Linked DNA regions of Homo sapiens: region 2 is linked to region 1. The links are chromatin loops, found by intact Hi-C in ENCODE. Cell type or tissue: HepG2. All regions are shown on one strand. Each heading gives the region's core, and the rest is flanking DNA. Links, peaks and the distances in the headings are about the cores only.

Region 1 (15,106 bases), core at 3,979-11,978:
TTTTTAGTCCAGAGACCTTTGGCCTTCACTCCAAACAGAACACTCAGTGGGGTGGAGCAAGGCTGTCTGTTGGCAGGAAGGGCATGCTGACCTCTGGCCCTAATGCCTTCCCTAACCTGGAAAGACATAAAAGCTGTGGTGAGTTAGCTGAGCCACCTGGAGGGCTCTGTCAGTATGTAGAATGTTCTAAATCATGTAAGGGGCCCTGCCTTTGTAAAGAAGAGTGGTGATGTGTTTATGGGCTCAGAGAAGAAAACATATGGAGAGAAAATGAGAATTAAGAAGAATAAACCTAACTAGTGGCTGCTTTGGGTGTCTAGAAGACAAGTAAAACTCAGAAAAGAGGCCCCAGTTCTGAGAGGCAGAGATAAGGGAACTTCCAGTACATCTGTCTCTATTTTCAGAAGAGATAAAAACCAAATCATAAATCTAAAGATGAAGGTACATTCATCTGGGGAGAGGACTAAACAAGCTGTTATATTTCAAACAGCTATTAGGATTGCAAAAATGAACACTTTTAACTTGCTAGTGGAAGCATTTCTTTCCTGCAAGTCACCTTGGATCAGATTAGACAACAAAGAGAAGATAACAAAAAATTATTTTTTTGTGCAGGCTAAGAAGCATTAATTTAGGCTCTTTGTACTAAGCTAGATTCCCGTCCTGGATGCTTTCCAAGAAAAAGCAAAAAGTGAGCAACCAGAGCAGTTATGGGAAATTCAAGTGTGTGCTTTGTTGGGAAGGATGAGAACGGGGGGTTCCGCTGGCCCAGAGCTGCAAACGAAATCAATGGTCTGCAGCTTGGGAGGTGACCAGAGGACCCAGGCCACTGGATCAGGCGCTCAGAGAGCCAGCATGAGCCTTCAAGGCAGTGCTTGTGGGCAGGAGGACAGGTCTGAGCTTCCTGCCAGTGCCTATGGCAAGTTGGATATGTATTTGCCAGTATCCCCAAGGGAAGGGGTTCTGTGCCAGCTGGAGCTCTCTCAGGAAAGACAGGTAGCTCTCAGATGAAGTCCAAGGAAACCAGGTGAGGGCTTGAATTGTGGCCAGCGAAGCAGGGTGTCTAACACCTGAGGAGGCCAGATGGGGGTCAGGAGCATTCAGGCAGGGAAGAAGGGGTGTGACATGCCCATGAAAGGTGGGTGTGGGCATTCCAGGGCCTAGATAATGTTTATGGAAGAGGTTTCTATCACAACACAATACAAGGCACTCTTGCTGTCCTAAAACCTTTTCTCCAGCTGAGTTTCTGACTCTTTTAAAGCCACAATGTAGGCCAGACATGGTGGCTCACGCCTGTAATCCCAGCACTTTGGGAGGCTGAGGCGGGCGGATCACCTGAGGTCAGGAGTTTGAGACCAGCCTGACCAACGTGGAGAAACCCTGTCTCCATTAAAAATACAAAATTAGCCAGGCATGGTGGCGCATGCCTGTAATCCCAGCTACTCGGGAGGCTGAAGCAGGAGAATCACTTGAACCTGGGAGGTGGAGGTTGTGGTGAGCTGAGTTTGTGCCATTGCACTCCAGCCTGGGCAACAAAGAGCGAAACTCCATCTAAAAAAAAAAAAAAAAAAAAAAAAAGCCACAATATAAGGACATTCTCAGGAACATTGAAGCTAAGAGGCCATAGATTGAATAAGATGGCCAAATATGCCACACGGAGCCAAAGAAGCAAGGCAAGCCTCTGCAGAGTCCCATTTGACGTGAAGAGGCAGATAACCAATGTTTCCGAATCATAGTAACTGAAGTTAAAGGAATGACTCCAGGTCATCACTACGTTGATTTCCTTTCCCTCACTTCTGGGAAGGTCTTAAACCCCTCTACAGTGTCTTTCCACCATTTATTTCCCCCCTTGCTTTCTTCCACTTATTCCCAGTGGTGAGCAGGGGCCAGTTTATACCACCTCCCAACTCTGTGTTCAGTAATTTACAATCAGCCGCGATGGGAGTGTTTATGCCTTAGAAATTGGAAAATGCTGCAAATCAGAGCTTTCTGTTTTTTTTCTGGAGAGCCAGTTGTTAAACAGCTCCCAGTACATCCTGCCTGTGACTGAGAGTTTTTGCATGGGAGGAAGAGGCCGTGTACTGAGGCGGACAATGTTAGAAGTCTGGGGATGGGAACAGAGAAGCCCAAAGTGCTGGGTGGGAAGTGGTGAATTGCCAAAATTGGTTCTGCCTCCCTCACGGACACACACACCCCAGCCCCAGCCCCAGCCTTGGGTTCAGTATTTAACAGTCATTCAGTAAGAAGCTGTTCCATATCTACAGGGATGTGGAGGCAGCTTTCTATTGATTTGGAGGGCTGGATACCTTCCTGCTCGAACATTTTTTGAGGTTTATGGTACAGAATACAATAACCTAGGTACACATAGTGTACATTCTGTGTATTAGGCTATTATACCATGCACCATATGTTGCATATTATCCATTTTCCTCTGTGGATTTAAAGGTTTCACATACATTCAATCTTGCTTTTCCTCTTCCAACCCCCCATGTAACAATGTGTGTTCCTCTTCCCCCAAACGTGCTTCCCGTTGACCTTTGGACTCAACATCTTGTCTATTTTTAAAATGTTCCTGAGCCAGATAATTATTACACCCTCTAAAGTAGAGTTCTTTGACTTTAATATACATAAAATCACCTGGGGAATCTTTTTCCAATGCAGGTTTGCATTCAGTTTTGACCCCATAACTCTCTCTCCCTTCTACTTCTTCAACTTTAAGAAGTTCCGACTATACCTCTGGAAGAAACAGCCTCTCACAAGAGATTGGACGAGGAATAGAAGTCTGAACCAAGCAACCAAATCTATACCCAGGTGGGGTTGGATTCCCTTTCAAGAATTTGAAGTAGAATGCTGTCCTAGCCAGAGTTCCTCACCCCCAAAAGCAGAGCCTGAGATAGAGATTTGCAGGCAGTAATTTATTTAAGGATCCCAGAGAATAGAAGTGCAGGATATGGGAAATGACAAAAGAGAGGAAGAAAAATCAGTACAAGGGTATGTTATTGAACTGGGCATGGCAAAGGGCAAGCAGTGCTCCCATTCTGTAGGACCTGCTAATGAGCTTTCTGATAGGCAACTCTGTCCATCTCAAGCATTTATCCAGGCTTTCCTTTATGAACAGTACTGATTAAATGCTTGATAACCCTTTATTTTCCAGTTTTCAGATAGTGACTTCATTCCCTGGCATCCTCCAAAAGTCACCAATAAATATTATTTTAGTATGATTATGAACCACGAGTTTAAATATATTTGATGTATTTAAATCCATTGCAGTTATTATTCTAATTAGTGCTCAAATTATCCCATCTTTGGCCAATGGAAGCTTATTTATGCTAGCTACTAGTCTTTTTGGTACAACCTCAGTCATCTTTGATAGCATCCTTCCTTTCTGGTGTAATAAGATATTCTAGAGCAGCTCTATTCAATGGAATTTTCTATGATGATGGGCATGTTCTTCATCTGTGCTATATGATACTGTAGCCAGTAGTCACATGTGGTTATTAAATATTTGAAATGTGGCTAATGGAACTGAGGAAATGAATTTTAAATTTAATTTTGATAAATTGTATTTCAAATAGCCACCTGTGACTAGTTGCCACCATATTGAACAGCACAGCTCTAGAGTAGCTTTTTGTGTAACAAATGAAAAAATTTAGGTACAGAGAAGCAGGACTTGTCTGTGATAGAATTCAATCTTTATCATTAGAACAGTGCAGGGACTGCCTGCATCTAAATAATCTGGGAAATCTGTAAAATATTGATTTCTGAGCCTCTCCCCCAGATATTCTGATTTATCACATATGAGGCGGTGCTCAGGAATCTGTTGTTTTATCGTTGTTATTTTAATGTTACCATGTGATCTAATGAGCAGCTCTGGGAACCACTACATTAGACAGCTGGAATGTAATATTTATGTTACAGCTATGGTTCATTGAAAATCATTCCAACCAATCAATTGTACATCTTTAACTCCATATGGTCAGTTTTAAAACTTCTCAGAAGACCATAGCACTCTGCCAGTTATGTAATCAAGAGCTACGGGTGCTTGTAGAGGTTTGCCTCTCCCCGGCTTCAGCACAGGCCTCATTCATCCATAATTTAAAAAGACACAAAACCAAGCCAAGAGTGAACAGCTTTCCTCCTCAGACCAGCCATTAGGATCTACTGTGCCTCCTGTGTATGTCAAGAACTGACATTTTACCCTGCTTGCACAAAACAAGTTAGCCTGCCACAGATTCAGGATACTGGCAGAAGACATGAGACTCCTGGGCCAAAGGCAAAGGACTTTGTTTCACTCAGCACAGCAAGCAATGTGAGATTTATGTTCATATTAGTTCTTGCCCCCCAAGGTCCAAGAGGGTAACAGAGTAGCCCAGTAGCACACACAATGGATTCCATCATGGCCGAATAACTCCAATAATTTATAATGAGCTACAAATAAACTTGCTCAACTTTGCCCCAAAAAGAGGCATCATCTTTATTATACTATGCAGCAAGCAAACCCTCTCTGTTCCAGAGGGAGATACTACCTCTGTCTTCCAAGGCTGCTTTCCAATATGCAAACATGTTTGGAAAATGCTATCAATGCTTCTGCTTGAAAACATGAAGAAATATGAGAGACCTATGGAGAACTGTCTCCCCCAGTACATATCCCAGGGCACAATTCCTGGCCCATCTGCAGCATGGTGAACCCCTAGAACCAGAACAGAAACCCTAGAATCTATACAGTGTCTATATAGAGACCCTTCTATTCCATCCCAGCTGTGATGACTTTGGATGTGGCTCTGTCCTCTGGGGGGATGTAGTAATGCATCCTTAGAGGAGCAGTCTCTAAAGTCAGTCTATCTGAATTCACATCTCAGCCATGACACTTACTAACTGTGTGACTTTGGGAATTGTATGTAACCTCTCCATGCCCCAATTTTCTCATCTACAAAATAGGAGTAGGTTAATACCTACCTCAAGGTTATTGTAAAGATTATATGAGATAAAACATGTATTTAACCCAAGTTATATAGCAAATTATCAGTAAACATTAGCCATTGCTATTACCACTCATTATTATTAATTCTTTCTCATGACTTTTCCCATCATAGTGGAGCCACCTGCTCATAGAGAACCCTGGCACCCATTGGCTTCTTCCTAATCCTAGATTGTACTTCCATTGCAACTTCAGAGCCAATTTACCACCCTATGGGGTTTGCTGTATTCCAGAAGTGGGTGAGTTATGGCCCGCAAGCCAAACTCAGTCTGCCGCCTGTTTTTGAAAATAAAGTTTTTTGGAACACAGTCACACCCATTCATTTACATATTTTCTAGGGCTGCTTTAGTATCGCAATACCAGAGTTGAGTAGTAAAGCCTAAAATATTTACTATTTGGCCCTTTGAAGAAAAAGGTTACCAGTCCCTGCTCCATTCTATTCACAGACTATATACCAACTCCATCCAACAACCTTTAAGATGGGTTGTTGATCAAGAAGACCAGGAAAGGGTGGCAGTGAATTACTGCTACCTCTTTTCATTAGAAAAATAACTCCAAAGTACTATTAGGAAGGCATCAGTTTAACGTTTTAGAACACTGCTTTGTATTACTCTTCGTTGAATTGGATTGTTTACACTGTCCATCAACTGGCCATTTAACAAGCAAAACATTAGTAAACTGTCTTTGTGTAAGAGTATTAACTCAAAGACAGAAGACTTTTTTAAAAGGAAATTTCCTTTTGTTAAAGGATTTTATCAAAGAGTATTCTAAAAAATGAATTTGCTTTTTTTAAATAAGAGTAAATATAGATAGAATTTATCACTTTCATTCTCTCCACAAATATCCTTAACATGTTACTAACCCTCAAATGAAGACAGGCATTAGATGAATATTTACGACGGCCATGGTTAATGAATATTATTCATTAACTATGTATTTAGTACTAGGTTTCAGAACAGAGTCATGAGATATGTTTAGTCATTATAACTGAATAATATGTTTAGTCATTACAAATGACTATACTAACCCCTCAGCAATGAGAATGTCAATATCCATATAAAATTTTTAACTTCTTTTATAAAATACCCTTTCAGAGCAGAGGCAGAAAGTTATTTGACAAGCTGTGACTAAATGATACTGATAGATTTTTTTTATTTTCATTTATTTATTTTTTGAGATAAAGTCTTGCTCTGTCAGCCAGGGTGGAGGGCAGGAGCACCATGTCGGCTCACTGAGACCTCTGCCTCCTGAGTTCAAGCGATTCTCCTGCCTCAGCCTCCCGAGTAGCTGGGATTACAGGCACCCACCACCACACCCAGCTAATTTTTGTATTTTTAGTAGAGATGGGGGTTTCACCATGTTGCCCAGGCTGGTCTCGAATTCCTGACCTCAAGTCATCTGCCCGCCTTGGCCTCTCAAAGTGCTGCTGGGATTACAGGTGTGAGTCACCATGCCTGGCCAATTGATGTCTTTATCACATTCAGAGGCCAGACTTTAAGAGCCTTCTGAAAAACAGCCTGAAACCCAAAAGTGCAAAAAAGGGAGAGGAAGGAGAGAGTGTTTAGTGTTTAATAATTTGTGGGGTTTTCTTGTTTTTTTCTTTTTATAGAGATGGGGGTCTCACTACATTGCCCAAGCTGGTCTCAAACTCGGGCTCAAGCAACTCTCTCGCCTCAGCCTCCCAAAGTGCCTCAGCCTCCCAAAGGCATTAGCCACCATACGAGGCTGGGAGTTTTTGTTACGGGCCAGGGTATTGTAAAGTTCCCCAGGTGATTCTAAAGTACAGCCAGGTTAAAGCCCATTGATCCAGGCAAACTCCTACTGAAGCCTAGGGGTACACTTCAAGTCTGCTGCCCTTTCTGCAGCCAAAAGCTTCTCAGAGGCCCCCAAATCACAGCAAATAAACAACTGACCCTGTATGAAAAAATATATATATATTCAGAACTTTCCTTGGATGGGTGGGTGGGGATAGGTTTGGGTGGGTTTGTACGGCACCAAGAATAAGAATTTAGCCTTTTCAAAGAACAGAATAAAACTTGAAATATTTAAGATCTACCACCCCATAATACGGGCATGATGTAATCCCTTAATTGGTGGTGTACCTTTGGCCCAGTTAGTATGCTTTGTCCCAGTGTTTGGGAATGTGTCCTCTTAGCCATCCTGTTCTTGGTTTAATATTCAGCAAGGTGACCACCATTATTTACAATTCTCCTGAGAGAGTAGCCCCAAAACTAGGGATTTGGCATGCTCCCTCTTATCTCTTTGCCGTGGTGCCGTGGTGTTGCAATTTAAAGTGCTTCTGAGTTGTCTCTTCCTTTGGGAATTTCCTCTGGAGCAGGAGATTAATCATTATGCAAATATTAAATACTCTGAACATTCTAGAAAGGAACGGAATTTGTTTAAGCAATCCTGTTACTGCTGTTTCAGTGAGATGACAAACAGCTGTTGTGATTTGTCCTGCATTCAAATTCTACTGTGCAGTTTGCATTATATCAAATTATATTTAATTTTTCCTTGAGATTCATATGTACCTCTGCCAAAACTTCTGGATTCCCATGAATCTTCAAATATATCGACCATCACCCAGCCTGTTTGCACCCACTCCGAGACCTAAAGGCTACTCTGGGAAAAGATATATTAAAACATTTCTCTCTCGGAATGTTAGTTTGACTGAGATGTTATTTAGATTCCTGAAATAGCCTAAATGCTTGGGGTGATCTGAAAGGAAATGCTGCGGTCTAATGTTGCTAATAAATAGGGGAAGTCATGCTCTCTCAGGCACAGCCGTAAGGGAAAAACAAAGTCCTCACTTTGTCCTGAAGGTCAAAACTCCATGGCTTGGCTTGTCGTATTCTCTCCCTCTGTGTCCTTGTTGGTTTCTAAACAATAGACTACTGGTTAATAATTCCCTATATTAAAACTCCCTGTTCAAATCACTGTGTGGTTTCTCTCTTCGGGTCTGACCCATACTGATATGGGATCCTTGCTAAACACTGAACGCCCCAAGGGCAAAAGGCAGGGCTGGGACCAGGGTGAGGCAAGTGAGGCACACAGCTTCGGCTTCGGGGATTGCAGGTCATTCAAGTGCAAGGTCACCTGAGAGTGAGTGCCTCCTTGAACAGTGCACCTTAGGTCCATTGCTTCACTCACCCTCATCTATACCCTGCTCTGCCATTTTCCTTTTTTTTTTTCTTTTGAGACAAGAGATTCACTCTTGTTGACCATGCTGGAGTGCAATGATGTGATCTCAGCTGACTGCAATCTCTGCCTCCCAGGTTCAAGCGATTCTCTTGCCTCAGCCTCCCGAGTAACTGGGATTACAGGCATGTGCCACCACACCCAGCTGATTTTGTATTTTTAGTAGAGACAGGGTTTCATCATGTTGGTCAGGCTGGTCTCAAACTCCTGACTTCAGGTGATCCACCTGCCTCAGCCTTCCAAAGTGCTGGGATTACAGGTGTGAGCCACCACACCTGGCCTCTTTCTTTCTTTTTTTTTTTTTTTTTTTTTTTTTTTAAGAGAGTAATCTAGCACCGCCACAGAATTCTAGCAGGTGCTCAATTAGCATTTAGTGAAAGACTGAATTACCTTTTCTTTCTTGGAATCATTTTCTTAATTCAGTTTAAAAAAACATTTGAGTCTGGGCCAGGTGCTGTGGCTCACAACTGTAATCCCAGCACTTTGGGAAGCCCAGGTGGGCAGATTGCTTGAACTCAGGAGTTCAAGACCAGCCCAGGCAACATGGCAAAACCCCATCTCTACAAAAAGTACAAAAATTAGCCAGGTGTGTGGTGGCATACACCTGTAGTCCCAGCTACTCAAGAGGGCTGAGGTGGGAGAATCACTTGAGCCTGGGGAGGTCGAAGCTGCAATGAGCTGTGCATGATTGCACCACTGCACTCCAGCCTGGGTGACAGAGTAACACCCCATCTCTTTAAAAACAAACAAAAAAAAAAGTCTAGATATAGTATAGTATGGTACTCAAAAGCCAGACTTCAAAGTCTCATAGACGCAGGCTCAATCCTAATCCTAGTATGACACCCTGGTCCAGTTACTCTCTGATCCTCAGTATCCTTAAATATAACATAGACATATTAATAACACCTACTTCATAAGGCTGTAGGAAAGATGAAATAACATTATGCACATAAAGGATTTAGTTCAATGCCCTCAAATGTTACCTTGTAGTTTTGATAGTAGGCTAAAGTCACTCTCCATTCAATTAGCTAAAAAGCCTCCCTAGTCTGAGTCACAGAATGACGAAATAAAAAACAAAATCCATTATGTCAGTAATTAGTCTTTTGCGGGGGGAAGGGGGTCTAAAGTCACAAAAATCGAGCATTGCCTTTCTCTGTCCTGAGAGCCAACCAAAAGCCAAAGTAATCAAGGTTTAAGAAGAAAGACAAAAAGCAGAGCCATACTGTTGATCTCCTTTCGTATGAGGGAAGATTGGAGTCGAATAAATATTGAATCACATATTTTGTTTTCATTTTTAAAAGTTAGAACTTTACTCCAATTCAATAAGAATGGTTAGTGCCCCTTTCAAGTTCTAGGAATTATGATAGGAAATAAAGATGCAAAAAGAAGATATCCTCCTTGCTCTTAAGCAATTGAAGGTCTTGAGGCTCCCAAGGAGGGAAAGGGCAGGGACCTGGCCAGGGAATCCTTCCCAGAGGAGAAAAAGGTATTGGTATTGCCAATGCACTGCGGAAGTGGAAAAAAGAAGAATGGAAGCCACTAATTACTTGCATTATTTAAGTGACTACAGCAAGATGGTGCTTTGTCTGAAATTCACTGCTAGTGTATTTGTTCATTTTGAGCTCGTCTTAGTCCATTCAGGCTGCTATAACAGAATGCCACAAACTGGGTTGCTTATAAACAATGGAAATTTATTTCTCACAGTTCTGGAGGCTGGAAGTCCAACATGAGGGTGCCAGTGGTTGAGTTCTGGTGAGGGCCCTCTTTCAGGTTGCAGATACCAACCTCTCACTATCACCTTACATGGAAGAAGGGGCAAGCTAGCTCTCTAGGGTCTCTTTTATAAGGGCACTAATCTCAATCATAAGAGCTTCACCTATGAGGTGAACTAATGACCTCCCAAAGACCCCACTATCCTATCACTGTGGGGTGTAAGATTTCAATATATGAATTTGGGAGGACACAAACATTCACTCTATAGCAAAGCTGCTAATATTGACAATGATAGCTACCACTTATTGAATGCTTAGCATATGCTAGGCATTTTATATACCTCAATTCATTTTTAATCCTTCCAAAAACCCTGAAAAGTAAAAATTATTATCACAATTTTACAGATAAAGAAACTACCTGCCAGGCACAGTGGCTCATGCCTATAATCCCAGCAGTTCGGGAGGCCAAGGTGGGTATATCACCTGAGGTCAGGAGTTCAAGACCAGCCTGGCCAACATGGTGAAACCCCGTCTCTACTAAAAATATAAAAATTTGCTGGGTGTGGTGTCAAGTGCCTGTAGTCCCAGCTACTTGGGAGGCTGAGGCAGGATAATTGCTTGAACCCAGGAGGCGGAGGTTGCAGTGAGCTGACATTGCACCATTGCACTCCAGCCTGGGCAACAACAGTGAAACTTTGCCTCAAAAAAAAAAAAAAAAAAAAAAGAGAAAGGAAGGAAGGAATGAAGGAAGTAAGGAAGGAAGGAATGAACCACCAGGCACAGTGATGTACACCTGTAGTCCCAGCTACTTGGGAGGCTAAGGCAGGAGGATTGCTTCAGCCCAGGAGTTCAAAGCTGGAGTTCACTATGGTCGCACCTATGAATAGTCACTGCACTCTAGCCTGGGCAACATAGCAAGACTCCATCTCTTAAAAAAAAAAAGGGGGGGGGGGAGAAAGAGAGAGAGAGGAGAGAGACAGAGAGATAAAGAAGGAAGGAAGGAAGGAAGGAAGGAACTGAGGCTCTGAAAGATTAGGTACCTTTCAGCCAGAGTAATGAAGTCAAGACCATTTTTCCCAACTGTGCCCTTAACCTGCTACTGCTGACTTTGTCCAGTTTCTAGGAATTCATTTTCTGCTTGCACGAAAAAAAAATCACACAGGGCCTATAGAGCATTTCTAAAACTAAGCAAATGTGACCTGAATTCCTTTGTAAAACACTGGCTACCATATAGTCCAGATTCAACCAGCTTTTATGCGCAACTGGAAATTTTAACAGAAATATGGATGTGCTACCCAAACCTGATCAACTTACTATATCACATCTCTAAAACAGTTCTACCAGATTATTAACTGCAGCTACAAAGAATAACCCCAGAAAATGTTCTTGGATTTTATGTCATCCTTAGTCCAATATGTAAAACTCCCACGGCGGAGAGCCTAACACAGAGTGGGCAATCACCAAATATTAGTTCCCTTATCTTTCCCTTCCTCTAGTGTAAGTTGTAGAAATTAAATAGTGAGCTAAGCAAGTAGATCAGGAGAGAACCCCTGGAAATCAGGTTAACCAGAAACAGGATAGATAATTACAGGCTAATCACCGACAGGCGTGGTTCACAGCCCCCTCCAAACCACCTTTCGAGGGATGATATTGCCAGTTATGGTTTTACCCAGGAACTGACCTTGGCCCAGAGCCTTCAATTCACTCGGCTAGGGACTTTGCATACCAGAGAAGTCATTCCCAGCCAATAGATATACTTTCCACATTCCCTTTAAACAAGGCTTGTGTTGGTGTTAAGATAAGCTCGCTAAGGGTAACTAAAGGACAGGGTTGGAAACTATGAAACAAGGATAGGAAAAGTAGGCTACATAAATAGGAGCCCCTGGAACAACTTTATGAGCAGCCCCAGGGAATGGCTTTGAGGTGGAGGGAAGCAGGGAATGTATATCATGACATATCAGTTTTGATACCTGTGTTCCAAAAAGAGCATTTATGACATTTGAGCATGTATTTATTGGTTTGGGAAGGAGTAATAATGAGATGATACAGTAAGCACTTTGCCTGGTGCATAGGAAATAAGTAGGCAATAAGAAAGAGCTGCCACTATCATTAGAATGAAGACTTTGCTCTTTGCTCTTTATCATTAAGACTGTAGTTTGTGGCTGGGTGTGGTGGCTCTCGCCCGTAATCCCAGCACTTTGGGAGGTTGAGGGGAGTGGATCACAAGGTCAGAAGATCAAGACTGTCCTGGCTAACACTGAGAAACCCCGTCTCTACTAAAAATACAAAAAATTAGCTGGGTGTGGTGGCATGCGCCTGTAGTCCCAGCTACTCGGGAGGCTGAGGCAGGAGAATTGCTTGAACCCAGGAGGTGGAGGTTGTGGCACTCCAGCCTGGGCAACAGAGCAAGACTCCGTCTCAAAAAAAAAAAAAAAAAAAAGACTGTAGTTTGTTAAAGAGGTTACACGGTACACGGTATCTGTATACACAAGGGGCTACTAAGGTGGATATTGTGGTAGGCTGAAAAATGGCCCTCCCAAAGATACCAGGTTATTTTCCTGGAACCCGTAAAAATTATCTTTATTGGGAAAGAAAAGGGGGGGTCTTTGTAGATAAGAGTAAGTTAAGACTCTTAAAATGGGGAGCTTGTCTGGACTATTTGGGTGGACCCTAAAAAATGCAATCACGAATGACCTCATAAGACACAGGAAGATTTCACGCCACACCCACACACGCACACACGTGTGCACACACACACACGAAAAGGCAAGGTGAAAATAGCAAAGATAGAGAAGACAGACATTTGAAACATGCTTGCCTTGAAGATTCTAGGGACAAAGGCACAAGCCAAGAAATGCCAGCAGCTACCAAAAGCTGGAAAAGGCAATGAGCAGCTTCTCTCCCAGAGCCTCTGGAGGAAGCCCATCCTTGCCAACACCTGGATTTCAGCCCAGTGATTTAGACTTCTGGCCTCTAGGACTAGGCAAGAATACATTTAGATTGCTTTACATTACCAAGTTTGTGGTGATTTGTTACAGTAGCCACAGGAAACTAATCCAGGTATGAACTGGCTTTTCAACCTAGCAAGACTCATCAGTAAATGTCTGACCAGCAAGAGTGAGATATGCTGTTCTAACTAATAGGTATTAATTGAATGATGCAGTTTCAAAGATATAGACAATGGTGCTGATAAACCAGTTTGTTGGAGGGAAGGAGGCTTTATTTTTAGCAGACACCAATTTCTGTGATGCAAATACTCCCTCCATGGCCCATTTCAAAGGTTTAACATCTGGCTTGCAAAATTCCTTACCATTTAACAATCAGCTTGCACAAGCCAGCAGCAGCCATCTCCAGCCCCTCCTTGTAGAGGTGCTTTAAATCACGAGAGAAATTGCTCTAAGACTGTATTGAGCATAATTTAATTTCTCCTTGATAATTCTGAAGGGCACTTCATGGTATTGTAGTTCCTGAGCGTCAACATGGGGAACATTAATTACTGTTGCACTGCACACATGCGGAGTTGCTAATCAATGGCATGGGGGCAGATAGTTTCTAAGGCTGATGGGATGAGAAGAACCAGGCAGAACCAGAATGTCCTATAGATTGTCAGTTGCATGCTTTTATTCCTTGCAGAACTCTGGAAGGAATCCAGTAGAGGCCATCACGCCCTTAGGTAAATTTATTATGGTATAAATTGTAATCGCAGTGACAGAAATCTTAATCATTTTTTTCCAATGGCATAAGGCTTTACAACTTTTTTTAAAATATTTTTTTATTATACTTTAAGTTTTAGGGTACATGTGCACAACGTGCAGGTTTGTTACATATGCATACATGTGCCATGTTGGTGTGCTGCCCCCATTAACTCGTCATTTACATTAGGTATATCTCCTAATGCTATCCCTCCCCCCTCCCCCCACCCCACAACAGGCCCCGGTGTGTGATGTTTCCCTTCCTGTGCCCAAGTGTTCTCATTGTTCAATTCCCACCTATGAGTGAGAACACACGGTGTTTGGTTGTTTGTCCTTGCGATAGTTTGCTGAGAATGATGGTTTCCAACTTCATCCGTGTCCCTATAAACGACATTAACTCATCCTTTTTTATGGCTGCATAGTATTCCATGGTGTATATGTGCCACATTTTCTTAATCCAGTCTATCATTGATGGACATTTGGGTTGGTTCCAAGTCTTTGCTATTGTGAGTAGTGCTGCAATAAACATGAGTGTGCATGTGTCTTTATAGCAGCATGATTTATAGTCATTTGGGTATATACCCAGTAATGGGATGGCTGGGTCAAATGGAATTTCTAGTTCTAGATCCCTGAGGAATCGCCACACTGTCTTCCACAATGGTCGAACTAGTTTACAGTCCCACCAACAGTGTAAAAGTGTTCCTATTTCTCCACATCCTCTCCAGCACCTATTGTTTCCTGACTTATTAATGATCGCCATTCTAACTGGTGTGAGATGGTATCTCATTGTGGTTTTGATTTGCATTTCTCTGATGGCCAGTGATGATGAGCATTTTTTCATGTGTCTGTTGGCTCCATAAATGCCTTCTTCTGAGACGTGTCTGTTCATATCCTTCGGCCACTTGTTGATGGGGTTGTTTGTTTCTTGTAAATTTGTTTGAGTTCTTTGGGCTTTACAACTTTCAAAGTGAATTGGATTTTTACCGTAAGCAAAATAGAACAGAGGGTTTATCTCAACCAGAAACAAATGGAGTGTGTAAAATTCAGTCTCTCTCTTCAGCCCCATGCTACTGACTTCTGAATAGCATTCCAGCTGTATTTATCTGGGGCTTGGGAAATTTTCTTGGTTCCTGGGAAGAAAGTTAACTAAAACATATGACATCTCTGGCAGCAGTCACAATTTCACACAAAAAGTTTCTTGCAATAACTTCACATATTGCTTCCCCTGGTGGAATCACTATCTCTAGGGAAAGCTTGGGTCTAAAATGACAACTATATTGAATGAAAGTGAGAGCTGAATGCTAGATCCACCAGCTTGTATCTCTCTAGGAGAAATCTTCATCTTAAAATCACTTTTTATGGATGATGTTATGACAGAGACAAGTCCTAGATTTTTTTCTTTTCCTGCTTTTAAAACATAAAAATTGTAAAACTTCTCAAGTAGCCAGACGTGGTGACGCATCTGTAGTCCCAGTTACTCAAGAGGCTGAGGCAGGAGGTTTGAGCTCAGAGGTTCAAATCCAGCTTGG
Region 2 (15,106 bases), core at 3,278-11,277, 54 kb after region 1:
TTTTCACATATTTGAAATTTTTCTAGTTTTTAAAATATTATTAGGTTAATTCCCCTCTGCTCAAAGAACGTACTCTGTATTATGTCAATTTTTTCAAATACATTGAGGCTTGCTTTATGGCCCAAGTTATTGCCACTTTTAGTAAACATTCCATGTTCATATGAAATGAAAGTGAATTCTGTAGTTGTTTGGTGAAATATTCAATATATATCAATTTTGTAAATTCTGTTAATCATGTTGTTTACATTTTGTGTTTTCTTATTAATTTGTGTCTACTTTTTTATTGGTTACTGAAAAGATCTTACTGTTATTGTAGATCTATTTCTCCCTGCAGTTTTGGGAATTTTTGAATTAATATATTTTGAACTATATTGTTAGTTGTACACAGAATTAGACTTACTGTATCTTCCTGATGGATTGATATTTTTATTATTGTAAAATATCCCACTTTATTTCTAATAATGCTTCTTTCCTTAAACTCTACTTTGTATGTTATTGTATAGCTATAAGAGTTTTGGGTTACAGCTTTCACATAACATGTTTTTTTTCTATTCTTTTACTGTTGTATCTTTTGTAAAAAAGCATATGCAATTATTTTAACCAGTATGACAATCTTTGTCTTTTAGTGGAATATTATGCCATTTTTATTTAATATTTTAAATTTATAATTAATTTATATTTAATTTTAATAGTTAAGGTACTCAATGAGATATTTGGGTTCACAGGTACCATTTTACTATTTTTTTCTATTTGCCCCACTTGTTACTTGCTCCTTTTTATCTTTTTTCTTGTGCCATCTTTTTTTTTTTTTTTTTTGAGATGGAGTTTTGCTCTTGTTGTTGCCCAGGCTGGAGTGCAAAGGCGCCATCTTGGCTCACTGCAACCTCCGCTTCCCAGGTTCAAGCGATTCTCCTGCCTCAGCCTCCCGAGTAGCTGGAATTACAGGCGTGTGCCACCACGCCTGGCTAATTTTGTATTTTTAGTAGAGACAGGGTTTCTCCCTGTTGGTCAGGCTCGTCTTGAACTCCAGACCTCAGGTGATCTGCCTGCCTTGGCCTCCCAAAGTGCTGGGATGACAGACGTGAGCCACCACACCTGGCCTCTTCTTGCCATCCTTTAGCTTAATTATTTTTAATTAACTATCCTTTCTCCCTTTTCCTATTTCCATATTATGTTAGTTATAAATATTTTTATTATTCTCTTAATGGTGACCTAGAGTTTACAACATTCACCCTTGGCTTATTATATCCTTGTGTAATTTAGTATTTTTCTCACTTCTGAGACAAAATATCCTGGCTGACATCCCCATTGGACATCTATACCATTTTGGTCTATTTGGGAGTGGACACAGCTCCTCACCATTTATAGAAACTGACTCCTGTCTGGTTCTCTCCAGACAGGTTCAAGAGACCTAAATTCTCCTGACATCAGGCCATTTCCCTTTTCTTGGAGTCCTTCCCATTCCAAATCATTGAATCATCTGCCTTCATGGGCTTAGGCATCAGAAAATCACCACAGCTTAACCCGCCCTCCAGAGAGAAGAGATAAAGAAATACTTCTCGTTTTCCCATTATGAGCCAGTAGACAAGAAAATAAAATATGGTTTATCAATCAATTTATCCTGCCACACCTACTAATATTATATGAGGTTTTGTGGCCTAGCCTTGGCATCTAACCATAATTAATTACACTATTTCCATGGGAAATTAATTCTAGGTTATAAACACTTAGACTTAGGAACTTTGAGAACCCAATATATTAATAATATGTATTCTCTATATACCATTATTTTTCTTGCTTCTATTTATCTGAGAAAAGAAAAAAACTGCAGAGATCAATGATAAGGCTCATGATGACTGCAATAATACTCTGGTCATGTTGCTTTAGGATTTTGTTTCAACATTAATACCTACAAATGGGGTGAACATGAAGGACTATATAATCTCTCACCAAATTGCAAGATATTTTTATGCCTTTTGATTTCTTTGCCAGGCAAATGACATAGAGCTAGAGGGGAGTAATAATTTTCAGAGATATACTCTCCCTGAAATATACTGCAAAGTTTAAAATGCACTCATAAATACAGATGTAGGTAAAGTTTAATTTAGGGAACTCTGTGTTGGGTGTCGTAGCGCCTATCCCAAAGAACCAGGAGATGGTGACTTGGTTTAATAAAACATTACAAAGGTCCATGAGGAAAATCTCCAGGGACTAAATGGTGGTAATTTTGACCTAGACCATGGCAACTGTCCCTTTTGCTAAAAGTAACAATACTGATTCCTAAGTGTGTCTTCTTCTTAGATACCAACTTTCAATTCCAAGGAGAGACAATGTAGTCCAGACCTCTTACTATTTCCTGTGCTCTTTAGCTTTCATCTGGACTAGACTAAACTTTCATTCTGAGGTTTCAGGCAACCTTAATTTCAAGTGGTTGCTTCAAGCCGCAAGCACTTTTTACAAGATATACCAAGAGTGAATTGAACTCAAGGTAATTTTTTTTCTTCAAAACTCCTTCGTGGTTCCACAGGTGGAATAATATTTGTTTCTTAGTTCTCCCAGACCACCATTTCCAGGTCTAGTCCAATAAATATTGATGTGAAGGCAGAACAATCATAAGGTACATTTGTATATAGTTATACGACATATCATAAGAGAATTCTGTTTTTCCAAAATAATGTGTAAGTTTGGCATAGGATCATCTGAAAACTGGAAATGATCAATACAACAATTCCATGGTCATAAAATGAGTTTTGTTTTTTTTGAGACGGAGTCTCGCTCAGTCGCTCAGACTGGGGTGCAGTGGTGCGATCTTGGCTCACTGCAAACTCCACTTCCTGGGTTCACGCCATTCTCCTGCCTCAGCCTCCTGAGTAGCTGGGACTATAGGCGCCCGCCACCAAGCCCGGCTAATTTTTTTGTAGTTTTAGTAGAGACAGGGTTTCACCGTGTTAGCCAGGATGGTCTCGATCTCCTGACCTCGTGATCCGCCTGTCTCGGCCTCCCATAAAGTGCTGGGATTAGAGGCGTGACCCACCGCGCCGGGACAAAATGAGTATTAAAAATCTGCTTTTCCCCGTAAGACGTATTCCACACTTAATCATTCAAGAGCTGATTATCCAGAATGTATAATATACAAACCCATTATTTTTTCTTTTCCCTTCTGCTGCCAGATCTTTGGTCATTTCACAGCTCGTTAGCATTCTCTCTCTGGGAAAATAAAAGCAAATGTAGCTCAAATTATTATTTTAAACTTTCTATGTAAAGGTTTTGTAGGAAGAGTTATAATTATTGGTAAAAATACCACTTTACTTTAATAAGTATTTGGTTAGGCTCTGCTGGGCACTGTGGAAGAATGAACAAAGCTGAAGACATTGTCCCTGCTCTGAAGACTTTTTACAATATAATTGGAGAAACAAGATTTATGTATATTAAAGTCAAATAGTAACGCAAGACAATATATATTTAACCAACAACATCAAAAAAATCTAGCGATACAAACATATATACAAGAGAAGTTTATACACTTAGAAGGGGTTTTAAAAAAGGAGAAGGCTGGGCATGGTTGCTCATACCTGTAGTCTCAGCACTTTGGGAGGCCAAGGCGGGAGGATCACTTGAGCTCAGAAGTTCAAGACCAGCCTGGACAACAAAGCAAGACTCTGCCTCTATAAAAAAAATAAATAAATAAAATTTTTAATTAGCCAGGCATGGTAGTATGTGCATGTAGTCTGCCTACTTGAGAAGCTGAGGCAGGAGGATCACTTGAGCCCAGGAGTTTGAGGCTGCAGTGAGCTATAATTGTACCACTGCACTCCAGCCTGGGTGACAGAACGGGACCCTATCTCTAAATAAATAAATAAATAAATCCAAAAAAAAAGTGAGAACACACTGTGAACTGACAAAGCCATCATGGAAATTCTCAATAAGCTGGTGAGACAAGCTAGTTATCAAAGAATGGATGGAATTTCAACATGGGAAGAGGAAAAAAAAGAAAATCCTGCACACACACACACATAAAAAAAATCACAAAAGCCAAGAATTCCAAAGTCTAGGAGCCATATACATCTTTAAATGAAATATTTCAAGCATCAACATACAGAAAGTAATAACAACCTCTTTTTTTCTCCCTACTCACCTTTGTCAAGTATTAACTTGTGTAATATTTGCTTCAGATTCTTTTTTTTGAAGTGAATCAGCTAAAGCCTTCTGCACGCTATATGATAATCTTTTTTTCCTCAACAGGATATAACAACTATCTTGAATATGACTTTTTTATTATTACCATGGATATTCTAAAATGCCTATCATACATAGAAATATCTAGTATTTTCATGTGTTTAAACTTAGTGTAATCAGTAGCATACTTTATGTATTTTCTGCTACTTTATCACTCAGTATTACATTTTTTGAGATTTATGCATATTTTAGTTCCAGTTCTAGTTCATTCATTTTAACTAATCCGTAGTATTTCACTGTGTGATCACAAAACAATTTACTTATCCATTCTCAGGTGGATGGAAACTTACATCATTTCCAATTATTTTTCTGTTATACATGATACTTCAATGAACATTCATTTACCCATCTCCTTGTATGTTTAAGGGAGAGTTTCTACACGGAGAAGTGAAATTGCTAGATTGTAAGATAAAGATATCTTTAGCTTATTAGATTTTGCTGAATTGCCTTCTAATGTGGTTGTATAAGAGTTCCCTGATCTTCTTTACCTTTGCAATTGTTTTTATTTTTCATTTTTAGATACAGGGTCTCGCTCAGGAGTACAGTGGCACAACTAATGGCTCACTATAGCCTTAAACTTCTGGCCTCAAGCGATCCTCCTGACTTGGCCTCCGAAAGCATAGGGATTACAGGCATGAACCACTTTTGCAATTCTGCTAACTACATCATAGGTGTGGAACTTCCAGAGTACCCTGGAGCCAATACTTTCTATAAGCTGGTGTTTGTGTAGGTGACGCTCAGTATTGTATCTCACTATGAACCGGCCCAACCCAAGGGAAGGGTGGATATCAAACCTCTGGGAGAGAATTTGGGAAAAGCAAAGAAAGTAATGGTGTAATGGTTGAGGACTGGTTGCACATTTTATTAACTTTTGCATCCCCAGTATCTAGTACAACCTGAAACTCAGATCAAGGCTCAGTAGATGTTAAATTGACTGGAACTAATTATAAACTCTGATATGCTTCTAGTTTACTTCTCTAAGCTTCAATTTCTCCATTTATAAATTATGGATGATAATAATTCAGGAAGTCATTCCAAAGATAAAATAAGATATAAATGTGAAGACATTTATAAACTCTAAAGAGCCATGCAAATTAAGTTATAAAAGATTAGAAAGCTGCTTCTGTGTTGTGACATCTTAGATATGACCAGATAACATTTTAGTTGTTCAAAGAAGCATTGCCAAGTTTCTCATTGGCATTCTTCTTGTAGCCCTAATAAATCCTGGAGTCTCACATGCCTGAGACTCTGCTCAGAGCCACATATAGAGATATGTAGTTATTTTGTTTTATTTTTATTGATTGATTGATTGATTGATTTTTGAGACAGAGTCTCACTCTGTTGCCCAGACTGGAGTGCAGTGGTGCAATCTCGGCTCACTGCAACCTCTGCCTCCCAGGTTCAAGCAAGTCTCCTGCCTCAGCCTCCCAAGTAGCTAGGATTACAGGCACATGCCACCACACCCAGCTAATTTTTGTATTTTTAGTAGAGACGGGGTTTCGCCACGTTGGCCAGGCTGGTCTCAAACTCCTGACCTCAGGTGATCGCCTGCCTCGGCCTACCAAAGTGCTGGGATTACAGGCATGAGCCACCACTCCCAGCCAAGATACACAGTAATTTTAAAAAGGTATTCTAACCTTTACTTCCAACTCTGAAAAAAAAAACATCAAAGAGGAACCCATTCATTTTGTAAAGCCACACTTGAGTTCTATTCTATTCTCTTTAGTCCTCAAACATAAATCCACAATCTCTTTCACAAGTACTCAGTTTGCTGAACTTTTGCTTATTTTCTCCCTTCTTCCTTCTTCCAACATTTTGAAAGTTGACAGCTCTTCTCTGGTTCCCCTTCTTCTCTCAGTTCTCCACTTGGACCTCCACTATCCATCCCTTAAATCCCACGCCAGATATGTACCAAGGAAATGCCAGAAAACACTTGCCTGGAGGAAGAATAGTCATACTTCATGAAATCATCCTAAAGCACACATTTTTGTCATTGAATTCAGTGACATTATTTTCACTTTCAATGTTTACAAAAATAAGGTCCACCCACCTCTGTTACTTTTAAGAGCCCCTTGTTTAAAAAGAAAAAAAAGAAGAAGAAAGAAAGAAGGTTGCTCACATTGCTCTACACCCTCAGACCCCATTCATAAATCTCATGACTCCATCTATGGTCTCTATTTGTATGGCTCAATTTACCCTCTTATACTTCGTATTCAGAATCTGTCATTATCCTTGTAATAGCTCCTCCTTGAATGCCCTCTTATTTCCTCAAAGTCAACATGTCTAAATGTAAACTCACATTTATTCCAAATTTAGCTTCACCTCGGAACTTCCATATTTCCATTGTTGGCATTCTGGAAGCATGTTTATTGGCCAGGTGTGCTATCATAAGAAGAGGAAGAGACTGGGGCAAGAGAGACTAATTAAGAGCTTGCACACCATATAGCAGACAACAGAGTGCACTCAGATTTGCAGATAGGTGTTTTGAGTTTATGTGGAATGACAGAATAATGCTCTCCTTAGGTGAGAGGATACATAAACCCTAAATACTGGCATCAGCAATGAAAAAGTGTTATGCTTTTAGGCAGTACAGTTTCATACAAACATTTCCAGACATTGAGATAGACACAGACTGACCATAAGAAGCTCCACGCTTAAATTTGAAAGAGGCTATTCACAAATTTCATTTACAAGTTTAACCATTTGTAAATAAAATACAAAGTGGTGGGGAAACTTTCATGAATTTCCTTCCTTTTGTTTCTTTTACAAGGAAAACAATTATTCCATCACCACATGTTAAAACTATCCTGATAGCATCAAATGCCTAGCTGAGAGAGGTCATACTACAATTTAACTACTAATTTATGTTTAACTACTAATGTAAAGATATATTTTTTTGGCCGGGCACGGTGGCTCACACTTGTAATCCCTGCACTTTGGGAGGCTGAGGAAAGTGGATCACTTTAGGTCGGGAGTTCAAAACCAGCCTGGCCAACATGATGAAACCCTGTCTCTACTAAAAATACAAAAAATTAGCTGGGCATGGTGGCGCGTGCCTATAATCCGAGCTACTTAGGAGGCTGAGGTAGGAGAATTGCTTGGACCCGGGAGGTGGAGGTTGCAGTGAGCCGAGATCGCGCCACTGCACTCCAGCCCGGGCAACAAGAAGAAAACTCTGTTTCAAAAAAAAAAAGATTCATATATTTTTAAAGTATCTGTAAGTAACCCAGACGATATGATCCCAGGCTGAAGGTCTGGCTCAAATACTAAGAAGAGGCATGCCTTGGCCGGGCACGGTGGCTCACGCCTATAATCCCAACACTTTGGGAGGCCGAGGCAGGTGGATCACGACGTCAGGAGATTGAGTCCATCCTGGACAACATGGTGAAACCCTGTGTCTACTAAAATACAAAAAATTAGCCAGGCATTGTGGCACGCGCCTGTAGTCCCAGCTGAGGCAGAGGAATCGCTTGAACCCGGGAGGTGGAGGTTGCAGTGAGCCGAGATCGAGCCATAGCACTTCAGCCTGGCAACAGAGTGAGACTCCGTCTCAAAAAAAAAAGAAGAAGAAGAAGAAGAGGCATACCTTGATTTAGACAGGCTTTGCCATTAGCTCAGACCCAGCAAACGGATCTGTTTCCCGGTGCAGAGATCTGGGTCAGTTTGAGAAAAGAGTTATCTTCCCATTGACCTTGAACTGTGAGCAGGGAATAGGAGTAATGGAAAACTGGTATTCGAACTATTTTAACTGTTTTTTTTTTTGTTTTGTTTTGTTTTGTTTTGAGACGGAGTCTCGCTCTGTCCCCCCAGGCTGGAGTGCAGTGGCGCAATCTCGGCTCACTGCAACCTCCGCCTCCTGGGTTCACGCCATTCTCCTGCCTCAGCCTCCTGAGTAGCTGGGACTACAGGCGCCTGCCACCGCGCCCGGTTAATTTTTGGTATTTTTAGTAGAGAGGGGGTTTCACTGTGGTCTCGATCTCCTGACCTCGTGATCCGCCCGCCTCGGCCTCCCAAAGAGCTGGGATTACAGGCGTGAGCCACCGCGCCCAGCCTTAACTGAGTTTTTTGTTTGTTTGTTTGTTTTTGAGACGGAGTCTCGCTCTGTCGCCTAGGCTGGAGTGCAGTGGCGCGATCTCGGCTCCCTGCAAGCTCCGCCTCCTGGGTTCACACCATTCTCCTGCGTCAGCCTCCCGAGTAGCTGGGGACTACAGGCGCCCGCCACCATGTCCAGCTTTCTTTTTGTATTTTTAGCGGAGACAAGGTTTCACCGTGTTAGCCAGGATGGTCTCAATCTCCTGACCTCGTGATCCGCCCGTCTTGGCCTCCCAATATGCTGGGATTACAGGCGTGAGCCACCGTGCCCGGCTGTTTTGATTTTTTTTTTTTTTTTTTTTTTTTGAGGCAGAGTCTCGCTCTGTAGCTCAGGCTGGAGTGCAATGGCAGGATCTTGGCTCACTGCAACCTCCGCCTCCCAGGTTCAAGTGATTCTCCTGCCTCAGCCTCCTGAGTAGCTGGGATTACAGTCACGCGCCACCACACCCTGCTAATTTTTGTATTTTTAGTAGAGACGGGGTTTCACAATGTTGGTCAGGCTGGTCTCGAGCTCCGACCTTGTGATCTGCCTGCCTTGGCCTCCCAAAGTGTTGGAATTACAGGCGTGAGCCACCATCCCCGGCCTTAACTGAGCTTTTATTTCCAGTTTTAATCTGTTTTGAGAAAGAAAAACTCCAATCCAGGTTTAAACCAAATTAGTGGATGATTTTTTTCAAAAAAGATGAACTTTCTAAATCTACAAATAGATTTGCTTTACTATTATACAGGTTTTGTTGTGCAGGGGTGAAGTCCTCCTAGGAGAAAATAATAACGTACAATAAAGCTTCTAGTGAAAAGGCCAGCAGGATATGACTCTGGGGCAGTGAGCAACTCTGCAAACACAATGTATGTGACTATATTTGTTCTGGGCCAGGTCGGTCTGGCCCAACAGCGCTCTGTATTTGGGAACTAGGACACAGGGCAACACCTCTTAACCAGAGGCATCTGAGGGGAATTCTAGGCTGGATGTTATGTAAGATGGAATCAGGGAAACACTATGCTCTAATATATCATGGGATAACAGATAAATATAAGGAAGATTTTATTAAAAAAATGATCTCAACCATCCCTCGGTCTGTCCCTTAGCAGCGTGTACTTCCTTAGCGTTCTTCAGTACAGTCATGCATCGCTCAATGACAGGGATACATTCTGAGAAATGTGTCACTGGGTGATTTCGCTGTTGTATGAAAATCATAGAGTGCACTTACACAAACCTAGAGGATAGAGCCTACCTCACATCTAGGCTATATGGTGTAGCCTAATGCTCCTAAGCCACAAAACTGTACTGCCTGTTGCTGTATTGAATACTGTAGGCAATTGTTACACAATGGTAAGTATTTGTGTATCTCAACATGGAAAAGACATAGTGAAAAACACAATATGAAAGATTAAAAAATGGTACCCTTATATAGGACACTTCCCATGAATAGAGCTTGCAGGACTGGAAGTTGCTCTGGGTGAGTCAGTGAGTGAGTAGTGAGTGAATGTGAAGGCCTAGGACATTACTGTATACTACTGTAGACTTTATAAACACTGTATACTTAGGCTATACTAAATTTACACAATTTTTTTCAATAATAGATTAATCTTAGTTTACTGCAATTTTATTTGTTTATTTTTTGAGGCAGGGTCTTGCTCTGTCACCCAGGCTGGAGTGCAGTGGCACAATCACAGCTCACTGCAGCCTCAACCTCCTAGACTTGAGTGATCCTCCCACCTCAACTTCCTGAATAGCTGGGACCACAGGCATGCACTACCAGGCCTGGTTAATTTTTTTTAAATTTTTTATAGACATGGGGTCTCCCTGTGTTGCCCAGGCTGGTCTTAAACTCCTGGGCTCAAGCAGTCCTCCTATCTCAGCTTCCCAAAATGCAGAGATTACGGGAGTGAGCCACTACCTCTTTATATACTTTTAAATTAAAAAAAAAAAAGTTAACTCGTAATAACACTTGGCTTAAAACATACACATGATATAGCTGTACAAAAATATTTTCTTTTAGGGCTAGTCTTGAACTCGTGGACTCCAATGATCCTTCTGCCTCAGCCTCCCATGTAGCTGGGATTACAGATGCATCCCACCATGTTCAGTCTTTTCTTTCTTTATATACTTATTCTACAAGCATTTTTGTATTTTTTAATTTTTTCAATTCTTTTTTTTTACTTTTAAAATACTTTTGTTAAAAACCAACACAGAAACACGTACATTGGCCTAGGCTTATAAAGGGTCAGGATCATCAATATAACTGTCTTCCATCTTCACATCTTGTCCCACTGGAAGGTTTTTTAAAAAACTTTTTTGAGACAAGATCTCGCTATGTTGCCCAGCCTGGTCTTGAATGCCTAGGCTCAAGCAATCCTCCTGCGTCAGCCTCCCAAAGTGCTGGGATTAGAGGCATATGCCTCCATGCCCGGACCCCACTGGAAAATCTTTAGGGACAATAACACACATGGACCTGTCATATCTTATGATAACAATGCCTTCTTCTGGATACCTCCTGAAGGACCTGCCTGAGGCTCCTTTACAGTTAACTTTTTTTTTTAAATAAGTAGGAGGAATACACTCTAAAATAAGGATAAATAATATAGTAAATACATAAACCAATAACAGTCATATATTATCATTATCGAGTATTATGTACTACCCATAATTATATGCACTGAATGCTGACATGACTGGCAGCACAGTAGGTTTTACACCAGCATCACTACAAATATGTGAGTAATGTGTTGCACTACTATATTACACCAGCTATGATATCAGTAGACAATAGGAATTTTTCAGCTCCATTATAATCTTATGGGACCACTGTCATATATGCAGCCTGTTGTTGACTGAAATGTTGTCATACGGTACAGGACCAGATTTTATTGCCTATTTTTGATGTAGCCTGTACCCTCCAGGACTGAATGAGTCTGAAAAGATATCATTTAAAATCTTGGCTTCCCAAGAAGATGAAAGATTCTCGTCTAGATAATTCTTTTGTGTTTTCAAGATCTCACCTGGTAGCAATATAACATACAGGTACTGGGTGCTCGGTTTTGTTGTTGTTGGTGTTATATTTGCCTGGGGATGAGAAGATAACATCTAGCCTGTTAGATTGATGTCAGGGCAGAAACTTCACAGTGAGATGCTTGAGACCAGGTTTCTTGTCCCTGACACTTTATGACAGTGTGGGTTCAAGAACACTTGTGATGATCTTAGAGGAGGGCAAATATGATTTTTGGAGATTTTTCTTCATCAGGACCAAGGGGCCAGGTAGGGGTTGAGGATTTTAGAATTATAGATAACAGTATGAATGGCATCTCCCAGAATCGAGCAGTACAGTGACCCTGAGTTTGTTGGGCTATAAAAAAATTGGATAAAAGTTTAGGCTATAATAAAGCGTTCCAGTAATAGGTAGTTACAATCCCCCCATAGTAAACAGTGACCAGACTGCATTTGGAATACTGAGCTCAATTCTTTGCCAGAGTTTACTCTGAAAGATATTAACAAGTTAAATGTGTCCATACGAAGGGGTCCAGATGAGATGTATAGAGTTCATGATGTATGAGAAAGGCTGAAGGGGATTTGGGAGAATATAACTAAGAGGAGACACAATAGCAGAAGAGAAAATACGAACTTTGATAGTTAAGGTTAGCATTGATCTCCATAATGACAACTAACGATACTTTTCTGTCCCCCTCTTTCCCAGTCTCTCTTTGGTATTTAACAGTGTTGATCCACTCTCCTTAAAATTTCCTCTTTTGTTTCATTGATACAATTTGTACTACTTCAGTAGATAGTAAGATTGAATTGAAGTGCAAGAAATCTGTGAAAACACTTGTGAAGGATAAAGAGGAAAAGTAGCAGTAGGAGGGAAGAATGTCAGATTGCAATCCACATCTTAATACCACATCTTAATACCATAAAGGGAATAGGAGAAGGAAGAATTGGGTAGAGTCTATCTGCGTGGCGGCTCTGAGAAAGGCTCAATTAGGCCAATGGGGACCCCAGAGCAAAGACTGCCCATCGGAAGAAACTACATTGGAAAGCAATAGCCATGCTCAGGCATTGGCTGGGAGGATCTAGAGAGAGGGAGACCTCTGTGTAAATGCTGTGATAGATCCCAAAGGCATGGTGGTGGGAGGCTGTCAGCTAATCACAGCCCATACGGCCGGTACCTCCCTGGAGGGAAACCTGACTGTTCATTCCAATAGGTGCCACACAATTCCATTACCACATATCACACTGGGTCCCACCTCTTTGGCCTTTTTTGCTAAATTCCCTTACTTTGCTCACACCCTAAATGTTGGGGTTTTGTAGGAACCCATTTTCTGCCTATTCCATACATTTTCCCTATGAGAATTAATCTCAACCCACAATTTCAAATACTACCATCACTGTATGTTGATATGCACTCCAGATGTTAATTCAGGCCACCATTTTCTCTTACCTATACCATTGCAAAGGTCTCCTGATTATTCTCATATCATGTCTCTAGTCTTGCCACCTGTCTCCAATTCATTTTCCATACTGCAGCTAGTGAAATGTTTCCAAGTCACAAATAAGATCTTGTTATTCACATGCCAAAAACTCATCAATAGCTCCCTTTTGTTCTCAGTTAAAAAAAAAAAAAGAGAAAAATCCTAATCATTTAACACAATTTATATGTTCCATCATGGACTGGTTCCTGCTTACCATTCCAGCCTCATCTGTTACCACATTCACCGTAAACAGAACTAGGTTTTGTGTGTGTGCGTGGAGTGTACCTTTTTGCCTGGCTAATTTTCTACTTGTCTTTTAAGCATCTGCTGAGATGTTCCTTCCTCTGTGAAGACTTTAAAACTTACAAAGACTACATTGGGTGCTCTCCTAAGTAGTCCCAGGAAGTATATGATAAGGGGCAGGTGGAAGCGGAATGTTGGCTGTGAATCTATGGAGGACAGTGAAACAACATCATTTGGACATTGGAAATGTAATAAAACAGATAATATTTTACATATCAGAACTTCTCTCAGCAAATATACTGTATGAGATAGAAATAAATACCTTGATAAACAGATTGGTGTGGGTGACAGTTCTCCCAAGGGAGATGCTAAGCAAACATTCTCAATCCAACCACTCACACTCCCACCCTCCCAGCCAAACCTTGGGCATTCAAAAATGTGTGTGGCTATTTTTGTTGATGTCAGTATGGCTGGGAGCAGTATTGACATGGGGTGGACAGGGATATTATGATGCATGGGGATCGTCCCACACAAGGAAAAATTGTTCCACCCAAAATGCTAATAAAACCTCAATTGAGAAACACTATTGGGGGTATGCAAATCTGAGAACTGAGCCAAATTGCTCAGAATAAGAGTGGTTGAAAGTTGACACGTGAGAACTCCCAGCTCCACCCACAGCAAGGCAGAGCTCTCCCTTTTTTGTAAATAAATATTGAGTACCTGTTTTTTAAAATACTGGTTTAGGCTGGTTACAGTAGTTCATGTCTATAATCTTAGCACTTTGGGAGGCCAGAACAGGAGGATCACATGAGCCCAGGAGTTTGACACCAGCCTGGGAAACATCATGGGACACCATCTCTACAAAAAATAAAGAAAACTTAGTCAGGTGTGGTGTGTGTGCTTGTAGTTCCAGCTACTCAGGAGGCTAAGGTGGGAGGATATCTTGAGCCTGGGAGGCCAAGGCTGCAGTGAGTCATGTTCATGCCACTGCACTCCAACCTGGGTAACAAAGTGAGACCCTGTCTCAAAAAAAAAATTGATTTAAAGAAAATTAAAAAGCATATATTGGTTTGAAAAAGAGCCAAATTATTAGCCCCAGGGGCATCTAATATTTCCTTCTGGCTCTACTTCCCTGTACCTCTCTGAAGTTTTCACTGAGAACTTCTCTGTATTCTCAATTTAAGTTCAGAGACCATGCCCTATTGCATCATCATAATCTAATATAGTGTTTGACACATGATCAATGCTTGTATTAGTTCATTCTCACACTGCTATGAAGACATACCCAAGACTGAGTAATTTTTAAAGGACAGATATTTAATTGACTCACAGTTCCCTATGGCTGGGGAGCCTCAGGAAACTTACAATCATGGCAGAAAGGGAAGGAAACATGTCCTTCTGCACATGGCAGCAGGAGAGAGAATGAGAGTGGAGCGAAGGAGAAGCCCCTTATAAAACCATCAGATCTTCTAAGAACTTTATTATCATGAGAATGGCATGGGAGAAACTGGCCCCATGATTCAATTACCTCCCATCAGGTCCCTCCCATCACACGTGGGGATTATGGGAACTATAATTCAAGATGAGATTTGGGTGAGAACACAGCCAAACCATATCAATGCCCAATAAATTTTTCTGAAGTATGACTCCTCAAATCTAAATATTAGCCCTGATATTGTTTCTAAATTTCAGATCCACATTTTTATCACTAATTTTATATTTCCAGTTGAGCACTTCAAACTTAGCTACAAAACAGATCATCTACTTTGACTCTCTACCAAATTATACCAGTTCCCTTTATCATGGCAAATGCTATCATGACCCTCCCAATTGCCTATACCATAAGCCTGCAAGTCACTAATGTCTCCACCTGCTTCCTCACTTCCCCAAGCCTATGCATTCCATCTCCCAATTATCTCCTGTGTTATTTCTCTCTTCTCCATTCTCAGCACTCCAGACCCTAATTCAGGGTCTCTTATATATGTTATCGTAATTGCTTCCTAAGTCATATCTTCATCTCCATCTCCATGACTGTCATCTTTAGAACTGACATTATAAGACTGGCATCTTT

The links. Peaks named below come from ENCODE experiments on the same cell type or tissue, not always from the same donor. Only the 100,000 strongest peaks of a DNase experiment are listed, where the experiment ranks them.
Region 2: a loop joins it to region 1, with 3 times the contacts of the local background. A loop is called at or near these places in 45 of 110 quality-filtered maps.

The regions. Positions count from the first base shown.
Region 1 is chr2:39,497,250-39,512,355 of GRCh38, reverse strand. The region is part of intron 3 of MAP4K3-DT (MAP4K3 divergent transcript); the gene reads right to left. Among named protein-coding and RNA genes, the nearest start is that of MAP4K3-DT, 67 kb to the right of the region's middle. RefSeq lists an enhancer at 1-248. In HepG2, for the core only: no CTCF peak of the experiment used is centred there; DNase peaks (open chromatin) are centred at 6,442, 7,275, 7,945 and 11,645; H3K4me3 peaks cover 1,087 bases.
Region 2 is chr2:39,442,398-39,457,503 of GRCh38, reverse strand. It overlaps MAP4K3-DT (MAP4K3 divergent transcript), which reads right to left. Exons shown (of 6, transcript NR_037875.1): 2 at 3,573-3,665; 3 at 3,139-3,207. Among named protein-coding and RNA genes, the nearest start is that of MAP4K3-DT, 13 kb to the right of the region's middle. In HepG2, for the core only: no CTCF peak of the experiment used is centred there; DNase peaks (open chromatin) are centred at 7,923 and 9,193.